Regions from separate parts of the Mus musculus genome. Here region 2 is linked to region 1. The links are chromatin loops, found by intact Hi-C in ENCODE. Cell type or tissue: left cerebral cortex. All regions are shown on one strand.

The links. Hi-C counts contacts between places; a loop is a spot of excess contacts. Peaks named below come from ENCODE experiments on the same cell type or tissue, not always from the same donor. Only the 100,000 strongest peaks of a DNase experiment are listed, where the experiment ranks them.
Region 2: it touches region 1 in a loop (3-fold over the local background); 3 of 42 quality-filtered maps call a loop at or near these places.

The regions. Positions count from the first base shown.
Region 1 is chr8:74,920,908-74,923,407 of GRCm38, reverse strand. No RefSeq gene overlaps it. Among named protein-coding and RNA genes, the nearest start is that of Isx, 49 kb to the right of the region's middle. In left cerebral cortex, a CTCF peak has its summit at 1,297 (motif pointing right); a DNase peak (open chromatin) is centred at 1,294; H3K27ac peaks cover 738 bases.
Region 2 is chr8:73,002,990-73,005,489 of GRCm38, reverse strand. All of the region lies in intron 6 of Large1 (LARGE xylosyl- and glucuronyltransferase 1), which reads left to right. Among named protein-coding and RNA genes, the nearest start is that of Mir28b, 12 kb to the left of the region's middle. In left cerebral cortex, a CTCF peak has its summit at 1,454 (motif pointing left); a DNase peak (open chromatin) is centred at 1,428.

The DNA.
Region 1 (2,500 bases):
AGTTAACCAGTCAACCAATCAAAAGCTCAGCTCAGAGCATTCTCAGAGAGTGTAAGCAAATACAGTACATGCCATCAGATAGCATGTAAAGAATCCTTAATGGGTCGCTGATGGTAAGTAAATGGGACCCTATCTATTCTTTAGTTACTCTGTTTCTCAAGTAGGGAGTGGCAGAACCAAGAGAGAGGTGATGTAGACCAGCAGACAGGCATCTGCTGAAAACACCTGAGTTCACTTTCAAAAATGTAGAAAACCACACATGTAGCTATTCTGTGACATGTTCACCTCAATTTTTATCTGACCCTCAGTGCTCTGGACTAGCAGAGGTCAAAAGTACTGACCAGAGTGAGTATTTTAGGGTTAGAATGGAATACTGGGACAATTCCATTAGGAGTTGTGCATGGTGAAGGGAAGTTCCATCCACGGATGGTCTCAAAGAGCAGGCAGCCATGCTCAACAGTGAATCCTGGGTAGGAGAAATCTGGGCTGGGGGAAGTGGGAGAAAACTCTTGCTGGGAACCTGCTGTGAGTTAGTGTCTCTGCTCTGTCCTGAAGATAGACATTCTCAATCCACTGAGCATCCTTGCTGCTGGGCAGCAGTGGTGATCCTATTTCTTTCTTTCTTTTTTTTTTTTTTTTAAAGCATAAGGTAGTTTAATGACGGAGCTCCGGGCCGACACATATCTCCCGCAGGAGACAGAGGTGTCGACCACATGGTGGAGTCATAATGGCGGAGCTCCAGTTCGAAACGTATCTCACGAAGGAGACAGTGGTTTCGACCCCGAGGCTTGGAAGCTAGGGACTTTTATAGAAAAGGGGTGGGGCTGGGGGAGGAATTGGCGAGGTTTTACATGATTGGTCCATTTAAACATCAACAGACTGTCAGAAGGGCGGGAGATAGGGAGGCACTAGGCCGGTGATCCCATTTCTGATATGAAGATCTTGAAGGGCGGCTCTCCCCATTGCTTGAAGTCATGGAATAAGAGCTAGGTTTTGAGTGTGAGCTCAGAGTTGTCATTTACACATGAGTAAGGTGTATCACTGCTTCAGGAAGACTTCAGCCTATCCTTAGATGAGCACTTCTGTACAGTGCAGAACTTGGACAAGGGTACACTGCTGCCCTGTTTGGCCTGTGCTCTTTCAGGAACCCCATGCCACTGTCTGCTGGGTAGGAGGAACAGAGAACCTGACTTAGCCCGTCTGCTACTCCTTGCAGACTACACATTTGTTTATGAGAACCACAGATTTAGAGGGCAGCTTAATCACCCCTGATTCTGCAGAGATGGAAACTGACAACCAGGAGGTGGCAGTAACAGCCAAGAACACATTCTGAAACACAAAGAACTGTCAGCTCAGCAGGTACTAGTCAAGACCTTAGTCTATCTGCTCATATCCTGGGGCCTTAGTTCTGTGGTACCAACATCCAAGTTGTGTGCAGGCTCTGTAACAGGACAAGGAGTTCTCTCTTTCATGATGGCTGAGTTTGGGCTGTATCTCTTCACTCTTAGCAGTCAACTAAATGTTTTCTCTGTATACCTTGTAGGAAGTTTGGCAAATGGCTTATTTCCAGCTGGTTCCTCCCTAGGCCCAGGGGTACCAGCCACCTCCAGATGATTGGAGTTAAGTGCCATTCCCCAGGGCTCACTGAATGAAGACTGTCCCTTAGCTGGTACCCTGTGTTTCAGCACAGACAGGCCTTTCTTTGAGGGACTTGTTTCCAGAGCTGCCTGTGAGTGGCATGCTCAAATTGTCTGAACAAAGGGCATATCCAGCCAGGGCTGGCACAGGCTAAAGAGACCTGTGCTAGATGGCGAAGGAAGAGGGATCCTGGGTTCTGAGAATGAGTTGGGATGCAGAATCATAGATACAGATGGCTTCTTAGTGGTCAAGTCAGTTTCCAGCTTACTGCCTACTTCAGCTTTGATGGAAGTGGGCTGACCAGAGTACCAATAACCAGTGGCCTTCTCTAGGTCTGGTTGGAGCCCCAGGGTTGGAACAGGAGCAGGTCCTGTTACCCTGGGTGTCTGTGCCCGGACTCACCAATCAGGTCTGGACTCTAGTCACGGGACTTCTTTAGGTGAGGGTGATCTGCCTCCTCCTTCTACCTTTTCACCCCATGCCCTGCTGGTGACCGGGTTTTATGGGACCACCTATCTTTCCCACAGCTGCAGGCCACCCTTATCACTGTGAAATTACACCAACCCGCCCTGTTACAGGCAGGACACTCTGGCTCTGATGGTTTTATAGCCCCTTCACACTCTGCCAATACCTGCTCAGGAACTTGGCTTTCAAGGAGCTCCCCGTCTGCCCAGAAGGCAGGGGTGAGTGGGACACTGGCAGAAGCCAGGCCTTCATGGGCTCTGTGGGAGCTGGAGAGTGTGGCCTGTGGGAATCATCCGGAGTGATTTTTCTCTCTCTTATCTACTAGCCTATAATAGGCTTGGGAACAACACCAGATCTGCCAGGCGGACAGAAGGAAGGATTCCCAGTCACTGCACAG
Region 2 (2,500 bases), 1.9 Mb after region 1:
GGAGAAAGGCCACACCGTGGCCTGGAGATTACACTCGAGACCTCTTCCTCTCTGCTGTGGCTTTTGCAGACCACAAGGGTGCCAGTTTCTCATCTGTTACCTTTTCTCATTGACAGTAGCCGAAATGAGCCCAGAGCTGCCCTCTACTATGCTGAAAATACCTTGTAGCTGCACAGCTTTCTATTGTCTCTTCTGTCACAAAATTAATTCATTTATTCAGTAAACATGTATGGAGTTCCTGTCATATGCCGAGTACTCTTCTAGACCTCACGGTTTACTGCAGCTAACTACAGATGACCCAACTCCCTACTTTCTGGAGCTGGCCTTTGTTAGGAGGTCTGAGAGGAGGGGCGTGGTATGCAATGGTATGACAGGACTTGTCATCTGTCCGTGGTGACCTTCGCATTTACAGTGGTAAAGAACAATGAGCATTTGGACCCAAAGCCTAAAATTCTAACACCCAGACCACCCAGTTAGAATCAGAGTGAGGAGCTTGTGGTCTGAAGTCACACTTTGGGGTACTATCCGGGCTCAACTCTATTCAATAGTGTCTCCAGTGAGATTTGAGTCCAAACTCTACCCAGGGACCACCTCATAGGAGTATGGTTTCCTATGAGTACACACCACACCTAAAGCATTCACCACAGTTGGTATCCACATTGTCACTCTTAGTGAAGCTGGGCAAACCACTTTTCCTGGCTCTTGAGTGTCCCCCTGTATAAAAGAACTGCTGGTGACAGCTCTCCATATTTCTTTTTCTGATTGAATGAGCATCACACCTAGGCTAGTTATGCCTTTGCTCTGTGTAGTCTGACCCACTAAAATAAGGCTATGCATATTTAAGTAAGTGTGTATGTGTATGCATGCACTCACAATGACACACATATTGTGTATATACACACACATACATGTATGTATGTGTATGTTTAAATATGTATGTATATTACAATTTAAACACATACACCACATAAATTGAAACAAGGTCATTATTAGCTTCTCGGTCTCTAGATTTTCATTTGTCATTGCCATCGCATACGTTGGGAATGTTGCCAGGTAAGAAAACTTATTTCCTGCCCTTCAAGCTCCAAGCTTCTGCTACTCATTATTACAGGGAGACTATACCTAGTTTCTTCTTACAGGTATGTTTGTTTTATTTCTGTTTGTTCTACTTCCAGTTCCGTGGAGATAAAATACGCTGAAAGTAAGGAAAGAAATGGTTTCTTATAGCTGACAATTCTGGGTTACAGACTGATGACAGCAAGGAAGTCACAGTAGCCGGAACTGAAAACAGCTGGTCATATCACATCCACACTTGAGAGCAGAGAGACAAATGCATGCATGCATTCTTAGTGCTCAGCTGCCTTTTTCTACTGTTATATAGTTGAGGGTCCCAAACCAGGGAATGGTGCTGCTCACTTGCAGCCTGTGCCTTCCCTTATCGATTTAAGCAGTCAAGGCACTGCCCCCTACAGGCCAACCTGATCTAGGCAGTCCCTCATTGAAATCTGCTTTTCTTTCAGGGTTTCTCTGTATAGCCCTGGCTGTTCTGGAACTCACTCTGTAGGAAATCCACCTGCCTCTGCCTCTGCCTCCCAAATGCTAGGATTAAAGGCATGCAATGCCACTACCAGGCCTAGCTTTTCTTATTACCCTGAAATTAGTCTTGATTACCTTTAAATTATTCAAGATTGACCACCATGCAAAGTGGTTTCTTCTTTCATTAATCTCACTATCTGGCTGCATTTGTATAATTTTTTTTTCCTAGCCAGCACAATATGTTCCCCCTGTAAGCAGGCCTCTGTGAAATTCCTCTAGCTCTCATATGGCTTTGTTCAGTGGTCACACTGGAAAACATCCCAAAAGCCGTGCTGCTTCCTGTGTTTCCAAAACAAATGAGGGATCCCCTGGCATTAGGTTCTTCCTTTTAAAAAATCATTAGTGAAGATGACACAGCATACCAGGCATAGCATATAGAAGACATCATAAAAAAATAGCATTGGATGTTTTTTTCTCTATATTATAAAGGCTGTATGCATAGAGTATTTATTAGAAACTGGAGACAAGGGACAGAATGCATTTGTCCCACATCCACATCATAGGGATCAGTGCTTATTTCTGCTCTTCCTTCTGTATATTTTTAAAAACATTTATTTTCCTCCTCTGTGTAGCACTGGTTCCTAATTTTTCATTTCATTTAGCATTACTGATTGTTGTAATAGCTACTGGCTGGTAAGCTTCAGTCTACTGCTAAGTCATCATCCTTTGCAGATCTTCTCTTGTTTTTATACACTGAAAATGTCTCTAATTTTTTTTTCTTCCTCCATTTGAAAATATTATCAAAACTTTGTACTTGAAATCTGGAACTCCAGTGCTGAAGACGCTAAGTAAAACAAAAGGTTCGCCGTGAGTGGAGGCCAGGCTGGGCTACCTGGCAAATTCAAGGACACACTGAGCTGCATGGTGATTTTGATGCCAGCCTAAAATTCAGCACAGTGAGTGA